Regions from separate parts of the Homo sapiens genome. Here regions 1 and 3 are each linked to region 2. The links are chromatin contacts, found by Hi-C or POLR2A ChIA-PET in ENCODE. All regions are on one chromosome and are shown on one strand. The core of a region is the stretch at or near the end of the contact, and the rest is flanking DNA. Distances in the headings are between cores, read along the strand shown. Region 1 overlaps PLA2G15 (phospholipase A2 group XV). Region 2 overlaps NFATC3 (nuclear factor of activated T cells 3). Region 3 overlaps SMPD3 (sphingomyelin phosphodiesterase 3).

Evidence for each region. A loop is a pair of places that touch in the nucleus more often than their neighbours do. ChIA-PET counts read pairs that join two places held with the same protein, here RNA polymerase II (POLR2A). Pooled maps may share reads with other maps.
Region 1: a loop to region 2 is called in a pooled map, with 2.0 times the contacts of the local background. The contact joins two enhancer-like sites. A Hi-C loop is called at or near these places in 1 of 50 pooled maps. POLR2A ChIA-PET finds 5 or more read pairs at or near these places in 5 of 52 experiments (CD4-positive, alpha-beta T cell, GM12878, H1 and 2 more).
Region 3: a pooled map shows a loop between it and region 2 (2.7-fold over the local background). The contact joins two enhancer-like sites. A Hi-C loop is called at or near these places in 1 of 50 pooled maps. POLR2A ChIA-PET finds 5 or more read pairs at or near these places in 3 of 52 experiments (OCI-LY7, activated CD4-positive, alpha-beta T cell and naive thymus-derived CD4-positive, alpha-beta T cell).

The regions. Positions count from the first base shown.
Region 1 is chr16:68,256,174-68,259,884 of GRCh38, reverse strand. PLA2G15 (phospholipase A2 group XV) reads right to left here. Exons shown (of 6, transcript NM_012320.4): 6 at 1-739. The coding sequence ends at 228. Among named protein-coding and RNA genes, the nearest start is that of SLC7A6, 6.5 kb to the left of the region's middle. Within about 2 kb of position 1,669, at least 20 of the 41 ENCODE cell types and tissues checked have a DNase peak (open chromatin) inside an H3K27ac peak, as active enhancers do.
Region 2 is chr16:68,117,641-68,121,085 of GRCh38, reverse strand. All of the region lies in intron 1 of NFATC3 (nuclear factor of activated T cells 3), which reads right to left. Among named protein-coding and RNA genes, the nearest start is that of NFATC3, 34 kb to the right of the region's middle. RefSeq lists a silencer at 1,885-2,014. Within about 2 kb of position 1,910, at least 2 of the 41 ENCODE cell types and tissues checked have a DNase peak (open chromatin) inside an H3K27ac peak, as active enhancers do.
Region 3 is chr16:68,368,146-68,371,842 of GRCh38, reverse strand. It overlaps SMPD3 (sphingomyelin phosphodiesterase 3), which reads left to right. Exons shown (of 9, transcript NM_018667.4): 3 at 1-984. Among named protein-coding and RNA genes, the nearest start is that of PRMT7, 59 kb to the right of the region's middle. RefSeq lists enhancers at 1,968-2,157, 3,122-3,321. Within about 2 kb of position 2,127, at least 2 of the 41 ENCODE cell types and tissues checked have a DNase peak (open chromatin) inside an H3K27ac peak, as active enhancers do.

The sequences.
Region 1 (3,711 bases), core at 420-2,919, 140 kb before region 2:
CATTCTTGCCATCCAGTGTCCCTTGAGTCTAGACTCTCATTTCTTCCTTCTTCACTGCCACAGAGAAAGGATAACAAACAGCACTTCCCCATGGCAGATGCTTCACAGTCCAAGACTCGGGGCCTTGAATGGTGAGTCACAAACTTTGCAAAACGCGTGGGCCATGACAGCCCCAGAGGCCAACAGCAGGTCCACGGCCGAGCCACAGGAGTCCTGTGGCACAGGAGTCAGGGCCCAAGGAGCACACGTTTCAGATAGGCCAGGGTGGTGGCGTTGGCCAGCATCTCGATGTGCTCGCTGCCTGGCAGCTCCTGCAGCAACACTTGGTGCTCCTGGCGGCTCTGCCAGGCCTGGCACTGCAGGGCACTCTTCAAGTTCACAGTACCATCGCCGTCACCAAAGCAGATTTTAGGGTCACGGTCAGGGAAGCTCTCATAGTAGAAGGAGTCTGGTGTGGGGACGCCAGTACCATAGAGGCAGTGCAGCTGCACGCCAGGTGGCATCGTGGCTTCCACCAGCCCTTCTGTGTCCTGCCGCATGAGCCAGCCATCTTCAAAGCCGATGTCCTGGAAGAACTTGCGGTAGTCCCGCAGTGTGTAGTTGATTGTGGGTGTCTGCACGAACACCTTCTCAGGTGACCATGTGTAGTTGTAGGGCAGCAGCCAGCTGGTGGAGACAGCTGACCGCTGCTGCTCCCGGATCTTCAGGGGCCCGATGACTGGGATCCGGTTGTTGTCTCCTGCAGGGAGAAGGCTCTGGTCAGTCTGTGCTTAGGAATGCCAGCTGGTTGGGCAGCATGTTCACCACCAGGCCCCTGCCAGACCCCAGCCAGGGGCCCAGTCCACAGTCCCGCATCTCTACCCGGTTATCATCATTGTAATCACTGTGACTCCCATCCCTGCCTTGGCTCTTTTTTTTTCTTTTTGAGACAGGGTCTCACTCTGTTGCCCAGGCTGGAGTATAATGGCATGATCACGGCTCACAGCAGCCTCAACCTCTCAGGCTCAACCAATCCTCCCGCCTCAGCCTTTGGAGTAGCTGGGACTACAGGTATGCGCCACCATGCCTCATGCCTGGCAAATTTTTCCTTTTTTTTTTTTTTGAAGTAGGGTCTCATTCTGTCACCCAGGCTGGAGTGCAGTGGTACAGTCTTGGCTCACTACAACCTCCACCTCCTGGGTTCAAGTGATCCTCCTATGTCAGCCTCCTGCATAGCTGGAACTACAAGCACGTCCCACCACGCCTGGGCTAAAAATGTTTCCACTTTTTATACAGATGGGGTCTTGCTATGTTGCCCAGTTTGCTTGCCTTGGCTTTTATTGTTTCTCTTTATTTTTGCTACATCTGGGAACCACACATCCAAGCTATGTTTTGTTTTTTTTGCTTTCCTCACCAGGGAGTAAGGCGGCACATACCCACAGGGTGATTTATGATGCTTCCTTGCCTGTAAACTCTACCATCCTCCAAGTGCTGATCAGGCCTGTGGGCACTGACCTAGTCTAAAGTGAGTCAGCAGGTTGGCAACTCGGAGATGACATGTTCTGCTTTCCCTTTTATGACACTGAACTGTGTACCAGTTTTTCTTTTCCTAAGCTCAGACCAGCGTTCAGCCAGCCGTGGCCTCATTCCACCCACTTGCATGTGCGCTGACCTGGGCAGCCAGGCGTGCTGGAGACAGGGCACGAGGGGAGGCTGCAGATGGAGGCGGAGTCCCTATACACAGGAATGTGAACAACACAAACACCCGGCAGTCAGGGAGGCCTCCAGGAAGTAAAAGCTGCAACTTGGGAACAGGGGCCTCTGGCCTGTTCAGGATCCATGGTCACCCATCACCCCACCCTGTATCTGAAAGCAGGGAGGCCTCTCAGACTGACTGTAGGGCCTCAGCTCTGCCTGCTGTGGCCTGGCTGGGGGACCCCTGAGGCAAGGAAAGCCCCTAGGGGTGCACGGACTTCCACCTCCCCGCACCACACACCCAGTCCTGGACTGCCAAGGCAGGACAGAACAGCTTCCCAGCCTTTGAAACAAAGCTCTAAGGGGACTCACAGAGAAACTCTGAAAGGGGCCGGGGCTACCTGTCTAAACTCAGGGTATGCCCACATCCGTCCCTCCAGGCCCAGGCTAGACCGAAGTGGTGGCTATAATGAGTCCTCACTAAATCTGAGTGTCTTCCAGCCAACTCAGAGTCACTGGGCCTGACCCAATCACAATGCCAGTAGACCAAGCAGGTCAAGCAGTGGCAGGCACTTGAGCTCATGAGATGCTTGGCACAGCCCTGGCTCATAGCTCCCAAAGTGAGGGTCCATAAGCCTCCCCCAAGTCCTAGCAGAGGGAGGAAAGCTCCCTTCTAGAGGAAGAAGCTCTACTCTACAGCTGCAGCTGGTGAGCTGCAACAGTCATGAAAAGACGGGGGAGGAGCCATAAAAGGGGTGGCTTTCCCAATTGCCAGGCAAGCAGGCCCAGCCAGATCTGCACCTGCTTCCTCCCTGTGTTGCCTACAGAGGCTCCGTGCTGCCCACAGATGGAGGCGCAACTCATAAATAAAAAACTGTAGTCTAGAGGCCAGGTGCAGTGGCTCATCCTTGTAATCCCAGAACTTTGGGAGGTCAAGGTGGGCAGATCATTTGAGGTCAGGAGTTCAAGACCAGCCTGACCAAAATGGTGAAACCCCATCTCTACTAAAAATACAAAAAAATCTGGCCGGGTGCGGTGGTTCATGCTTGTAATCCCAGCACTTTGGGAGGCTGAGGCAGGCAGATCCTCCTGACTTGAGGTCAGGAGTTAGAGACTAGCCCGGCCAACATAGTGAAACCCAGTCTCTACTAAAAATACAAAAATTAGCCGGGTGTGGTGGTACGCGCCTGTAGTCCCAGTTACCCGGGAGGCTGAGGCAGGAGAATCACTTGAACCTGGAAGGTGGAGGTTGCATGAACCAAAATCACGCTACTGCACTCCAACCTGGATGGCAGAGTGAGAAAGACCCTGCCTCCAAAAAAAAAAAAAAAATGCTCTAGCCTTCCTCCTCTGCGGTGAAGGTGGGGATGAAGAAGTAAGGATGGGGTAAGAGGGAGGGATGGCCAGGCACAGTGGCTCACACTTGTAATCCCAGCACTTTGGGAGGCCGAAGCGAGTGGAACATCTGAGGTCAGGAGTTCAAGACCAGCCTGGCCAACATGATGAAACCTCATCTCTACTAAAACACAAAACTTAGCCAGGCATGGTGGCGGGCACCTGTAATCCCAGCTACTCAGGAGGCTGAGGCAGAATCGCTTGAACCCGGGAGGCAGAGGTTGCAGTGAGACAAGATTGCACCACTGCATTCCAGTCTGGGTGACAGAACCAGACTCTGTCTCAAAAAATAAAAATTAAAAAAAAAACAGGGCTGACCCAAGAGAATAGTCATTGTGGAGACCAAAGCAACTCCATTTTGGATACTAATCCACCATGTTGGCTTCTGATTAACCCCAGATCCAGGAAGGCCACTGAGATTTCCACTTTATCTACTGTTTCTTGTGCACGTACTTAACCATAAATCAAAACAGCCTCTGTGTTATCATCCTTCAATGTTCAACACATCGCATCGGAGTCGCCCTTTCCCTACAGAATATAAGCTCTGGGTCTGGGGGCTAATAGTGTGGGGATCCACCATCTTGTCTTGCCCCCACCTGAGACACAGATGTGGCTTCTATTCGTATGTCCCTATTAAATGCT
Region 2 (3,445 bases), core at 661-3,160:
TTTACAAATACACAATGAGATATCTTGATATGGGACCCAAGTCTAAACATGAAATACACTTATGTTTCATATATACCTTATTCACATAGCCTGAAAGGTAATTTTGGACAATATTTTTTAATAATTCGGTGAATGAAAAAAAGTCTGTGTTAAGAATTCTCCACTTGTGGCATCATGTCAGAGCTAAAAAGTATAGGATATTGGAACATTCCAGATTTTGAATATGACCTGTATATATTATCCAACATAACAACCTGCATTATCAACCTGTATATATTATCCAACATAACAAGTAGTCAAAGGTAGGAGAGTTCCAAAAGTGGGTTTTTCTTTGTTTGTTTGTTTGTTTGTTTGAGATGGAGTCTTGCTCTGTCGCCCAGGCTGGAGTGCTGTGGCGCAATCTTGCCTCCTGGATTCAAGCAATTCTCCTGCCTCCTGTCTCAGTCTCCTGAGTAGCTGGGACTACAGGCACTCGCCACCATGCCTAGCTAATTTTTTTTTTTTTTTTTTTTTCTGAGACAGAGTCTCTCTCTGGCTTGAATGCAGTGGTGCGATCTTGGCTCACTGCAACCTCTGCCTCCGAAGTTCAGGCGATTCTCAAGCCTCAGCCTCCCAAGTAGCTGGAATTACAGGTGCCTGCCATGACACTCGGCTAATTTTTGTTATTTTTAGTAGAGACAGGGTTTTGCCATGTTGTCCAGGCTGGTCTCAAACTCCTGACCCCAAGCAATCTACCCTCCTTGGCCTCCCAAAGTGCCAGGATTACAAGCATGAGCCACCACACCCGGACTTTTTTTTTTTTTTTTGAGACTAGGTCTCGCTCTGTCACCCAGGCTGGAGTGCAGTGGTGCACTCATAGCTCACTGCTGCCTCAAACTTCTGGGTCAAGTGATCCTCCCACCTCAACCTTTCAAGTAGCCGAGACCACAGGTGCATGCCACCACTCCCAGCAATTTTTTTTTTTTTTTTTTGTAGAGACAGGGTCTCGTTTTGTTGCCCAGCCTAATCTTGAACTCCTGGGCTCAGGCAATCCAACTGCCCCAGCCTCCCAAAGTGCTGGGATTACAGTTCAACAATGTTCTTCAGAAATGTTTCTTTATTTCACTTTGCCATTTTTGGGGAGCTAACTTTGTGCTGTTCATTTTTCAACCACATATACCTATTCTGTCTACACTGGAAACAACATGATTCAACTTATTCATTTAACAAAAAAATTTTTTAGCAACTACTATGTAAGCAGGCATGTTCTGAATACTAAAAACACCATGGTAAACAAAACAAAATCCCCTCCTCATGGAGCTTACATTCTAGTAAAATATGTCAGGTAGTGATATTTGCTGTAAGAGAAAATAAAACGGGAAAAAATATAGAGGAGGCAAAGATGTTAATTTAATAGGAAAGTCTGGAAAGCCTTCTCTAATACTTGAGGAAATAGCAGAAGAATATTAATGTAACTGAGCTATACAGAAATTTAGGGGCATAATGCAGGCAGAGGATAATAGTAAGTGCAAAGACCTGAGGTACAGCATTGTTGAAGTGTACTGTATGAGAAAAAACAAGGCCAGTGGGACTTGAACTGAGTAAGGAGGCAGAATAATGAGAGCTACGGGTGGTCAGGGAGAGGCTAGTCAAGTAAGGCCTTACGAGATGGGAAACCACTGGAGCATTCTAAACAGAAAAGTATCATCATTTGATATATATGAACTGATATAAATTTAGGAGGCTACTGTAATCATCCAGGTGAGAAAAGATGGAATACAGGACCTAAGTGGTAGTGAGCTGTAAAAGCAGAAGCAGCATTAAGAAGTCAGATTTTGGATTAAAGTAGTGCTGACGGAACTTGTTGACTGGATGTGAAAGAACAGTCAAGGGTGACACCAAGGTTTAAAGCCTTGAACTATTATTAAAAACACAGTATTGGTCGGGCGCAGTGGCTCACACCTTTAATCCCAGCACTTTGAGAGGCCGAGGCGGGTGGATCACGAGATCAGGAGATCACGACCATGCTGGCTAACACGGTGAAACCCCATCTCTACTGAAAATACAAAAAATTAGCCGGGCGTGGTGGCAGGCGCCTGTGGTCCCAGCTGCTCGGGAGGCTGAGGTGGGAGAATGGCGTGAACCCAGGAGGCAGAGCTTGCAGTGAGCCAAGATCGCGCCATTGCACTCCAGCCTGGGCAACAGAGCGAGGCTGTCTCAAAAAACAACAACAACAATACAGTATTTCTGAAATTTTCTGAATTTCTGAAAGAACAGCAATTACTGAAATAAAGAAAGTGAGACAGACTTGAGATAAGAAACCAAAACTTCTACTTTGTACATATTAAATATGAGAGTCCAGTAAGCTTTCCAAGTGGAAATGTCAAATAGATATTTGTGCATAAGAACACAAGCTAGCTATGTAAATGTGGGAATCATTAACGTATATATGAAATTTAAAGCCATAAGACCAAAAGATCACTAAGAAATTAGTACAAATAGAGAAGAAAGTAGGCAACTGAGGCACAAGGAACTCCAAAGTTTAGGATTAGGGAGAAAAAGAAGAATGAGTTAAGAGGTTAGAAGAGACATCAGTGAAATGGAACAATAACCAAAAGAATGCAGCATCCCAGAAGCCAAGTGAAGAAGGTGCTCATTCATTCACCAACTATTAATGATGTGATTAATATTTTATAGAAACTGTTATAGATGGTAGGTACATAAAAAGTAAATAACACACATATGGTCCCCCGCCCTCATTAAGCAGTCAGTCTCAGGAGAGACTGACAAAAACACAAATTAAAAATGGTAAGTGCTACTAAGTGGTAGAAGAGAGAATCAGACAAGGAACTTGTTTTACAGAGATTACAGAGATGGCCTTTTTGAGAGGGTAGCATGTAAGCTAAAACCTGAAAGATAAATAGGAACCAGCAAGCAAAGAAAGAGAGTCAGCGGGGCTGGGGAGAGAAGGTGATAGTTGCAACACAGGAGAATAGGCATAAACAGTCTGAGTCAAATAACGCCTTGGTTTCTTTAAGAAACGCCCAAGATGGCTAGAGTTAACAACTGAAAGGGTAGAGCTAGAAGAAGCCAAGACATAGAAGAACTGTAGTAAGGGCTTTGGATTTTATTCAAAGAATAATGGAAACCATGTAAGAGTTTTAAAAAGGGGAATGACATGATTTCTATTATATATGAGAACAACTTCAACTGCTGTATCTCCAGTACCTACCAAGTAAGTCCCTGACATTTATTAGGTCTATAATAAATCATTTGTTCAAGTTGTTGGGGCCGGACATGGTGGCTCACACCTGTAATCCCAGAACTTTGGGAGGCCGAGGCAGGCAAATGGCTTGAGTTCAGGAGTTCGAGACCAGCCTGGACGATGTGGCAAAAACCCATTTCTACAAAAATAAAAATACAAAAAGTAGCCAGGCATGGTGGCACATGCCTGTACTGTAGTCCC
Region 3 (3,697 bases), core at 878-3,377, 250 kb before region 2:
GAATGGAAGGGCACGGGGCCTGGCAAAAGCTTCTGCTTTGCCACTGCCAACGTCTGCCTCCTGCCCGACTCACTCGCCAGGGTCAACAACCTTTTTAACACCCAAGCGCGGGCCAAGGAGATCGGGCAGAGAATCCGCAATGGGGCCGCCCGGCCCCAGATCAAAATTTACATCGACTCCCCCACCAATACCTCCATCAGCGCCGCTAGCTTCAGCAGCCTGGTGTCACCACAGGGCGGCGATGGGGTGGCCCGGGCCGTCCCCGGGAGCATTAAGAGGACAGCCTCTGTGGAGTACAAGGGTGACGGTGGGCGGCACCCCGGTGACGAGGCTGCCAACGGCCCAGCCTCTGGGGACCCTGTCGACAGCAGCAGCCCGGAGGATGCCTGCATCGTGCGCATCGGTGGCGAGGAGGGCGGCCGGCCACCTGAAGCTGACGACCCTGTGCCTGGGGGCCAGGCCAGGAACGGAGCTGGCGGGGGCCCAAGGGGCCAGACGCCCAACCATAATCAGCAGGACGGGGATTCAGGGAGCCTGGGCAGCCCCTCGGCCTCCCGGGAGTCCCTGGTGAAGGGGCGAGCTGGGCCAGACACCAGTGCCAGCGGGGAGCCAGGTGCCAACAGCAAGCTCCTGTACAAGGCCTCGGTGGTGAAGAAGGCGGCTGCACGCAGGAGGCGGCACCCCGACGAGGCCTTCGACCATGAGGTCTCCGCCTTCTTCCCCGCCAACCTGGACTTCCTGTGCCTGCAGGAGGTGTTTGACAAGCGAGCAGCCACCAAATTGAAAGAGCAGCTGCACGGCTACTTCGAGTACATCCTGTACGACGTCGGGGTCTACGGCTGCCAGGGCTGCTGCAGCTTCAAGTGTCTCAACAGCGGCCTCCTCTTTGCCAGCCGCTACCCCATCATGGACGTGGCCTATCACTGTTACCCCAACAAGTGTAACGACGATGCCCTGGCCTCTAAGGGAGCTCTGTTTCTCAAGGTAGGAGACCTCGGCCCAGCCTGAGGACCACGTGCCAGCTGGTCCTAGAGCCATGTAGGCAGGGGGGCTGCAGCGGGGAGTCCTCATCGTCATGGGGGCTGGAGTGGGAGGTTGGAGTGGGAGGCAGACGCGGTCTTTCCTGGAGCCAAACAGCAGGGCCCTGGCTCGGGGACAGGGTCAAGACCAATGCAGGGATGAGCACCGAGGCTCTGGGCTCAGACAGACCCATCTGGGTGATCTGGGCCCGTTCCTCAGATCTCTGAGCCACCATTTCCCCAACTGTAAAGTGGAGAGAGGGTGGGAGTGGAACAGAGCAGTAAGGCCTGGGAAGGGTTCCGAGCTGGCGCAAGAGTGGCGGTGGTAGCCGTGGAGATGGTGGCAGTGATAAAGTGAGGAAGAACAGGAGGTAGGGGCCCTGTCGGTTCATAACGAGGCAGAGAGACCAGCCCAGACCAAGCGCATCAGGCAAGCAGACGGGACCCTCAGGTCTCCAGGCCGTGACACCGCCTGGCTCACTGAGGCCACTAGCTTCCCTGGCCTGGACACCCCTCCCTCCTGGCTGTCGTGCAGCTGCCCTGCCAGGCTGTCTGCCCACCAGCCATGGTTTCGCTTCCATAGTCACTAATTAAAGTGAATCATAATTATTTCTGCTAATTTGGATTCGATTGGAGGAGTTTTTAGGCTGTGGTAATTTGGTCATTACACATTATCTTCTACTGCGCCTGAGATGCTCAGAGTGTCGACTTTTGTTCTCTATCCAAAAGCCGCTCATGGTGCTTCCACGGTTTTCTGAAGTGTCATTTGGCCAGTGGATGCAGCACAGGGCTTTCTGCCCTGAGAGGCAGCAGCTGTTTCAGATGTGGGTTCTGTCCCTTTAGGGTGAGACATGAAAAAGTGGTGGCTTTGCAGGGAGGGCTGCGGTTCAGAGGCCTGCCTAGGGCAGGTTTCCTCACTTCCCAGTTCGCCTTCAGAAGCAACCACACTCCGCCTGCCCAGGGAAACACTGGTGCGCAACCTGGCGCCTGCCATGAGTGGCAGAGCTTGTCTTCAAGCCCTATGGGAGCCAGGGCAGGCAGCAAGGGCCCTGGCCCCCACTTCTGGTTCGTCCATGGCTCTTGTGTGGCTCTGCCAGGCCCAGAGTTTGGGTCCTCTGCTCTTCATTCACAGCAAGGGATGCTGAAATTGAAGCAACTCCTGACAGATAGATCCAACCTTCCCATTTTGGCATATGGTCCGTTGGTGTTCTGTTCCCTGGATATATTTTTGTCTCGACAGCTAGAGTGACTTTCTGGGGAGGAAGGGGATGTGTTGCCAGGTCCAGGGTGGGAGGATGTGCCCCTTACTCCCACCCCTCACTCCCACCCTACTACAGGTGGCTCAGAGGCCGGGCCCTCCCCCGCCCCCTACCCCAGCCCACTTCTGCACAGATCAATCCACACATCCTGTCCCCACCTCCCTCCTCTGTGGGGCACCCTCACTGTTCCCACTGAGCTCAACAGTGTCTGCCTGGGACAGCCCCTCCTCCCAGGTTCTGTCCTGAAAGTTCTTTTCATCTTCCTCTACCTCCTGGGTCTCAAACTGTAACCTGATCTATGACATTCAAAAATTTTTTGTATTGACCAATTTTTTTTTTTTTTTTTTGAGACGGAGTTTCACTCTTGTTGTCCAGGCTGGAGTGCAGTGGCACGATCTCGGCTCACCACAACCTCTGCCTCCCGGGTTCAAGCAATTCTCCTGCCATGGCCTCCCAAGTAGCTGGGATTACAGACATGCACCACCACGCCTGGCTAATTTTTTATTTTTAGTAGAGACGGAGTTTCACCGTGTTGGTCAGGGTGATCTCAAACTCCCGACCTCAGGTGATCTGCCCACCTCGGCCTCCCAAAGTGCTGGAATTACAGGCGTGAGCCACCATACCCAGCCTTGACCAATATGTTAAAATCAAGATATTTCACAGAAAACCCGGTTTGCAGGTTCTCTCAGCAGCCCCAGGCCTGCCACATTCCGTACCCCACGCGGCTGCAGTGAGCTGGAGCCGTGGTTGGCTGCCCCGCAGTGGGGTTTCCCAGCAACCATCATGACACCTGCCTGGGAGTGAGACTCTGCAGCTTCCATTTCTGCCCTTTCTGAGGCCCCTCTGCTTTGTCCTGGCCCAGACCTCTCCCCCCAGCCCTACATCTGGCTGCCTCCAGGACACATCCCCATTCACTCGCAAACCAGACTCAGCCTCTGCCCCGGGCTGCTCCTCTTCTGTGTTCTGCCATCCTGAAGCCAGAAGGACCACCTTGGCTGCTCTGTCCTGTGCCCGACCCATCCATTCCAGGCCCCTAGCTCACTTTCCAGATGGCCCTGGGTGCACCCCACATCTCCAGCTCCCTTGGCCCAGGCCCCCTCCTCTGCATCAGCCCTGCTGTGGTTTCAGCCACCCTCCTCGTCTGAGGCCAGGTGTGACTCCTCTTATGCCCTCCACTGCCTCAGGAAGTCTGAACGTCACCTTGTACCACCTCCCGCCCCCCTGCCCCCGCCACCCTTAGCTCCAGCTCTGCCCCAGCCACAACCCCGATGAGGGGCTCCTGTACCCCTGGCCCCTGCTTGTCTTGGTCCCACACTGGGTGTGGCCACACCACCTCATGGAGCTCCCTCAGCGGCCAGCCACACAATCCTCTCTTCCCTTCATGGGCTCCTCTGCCCTCGTGCCCAGGGTCTTGTCTGT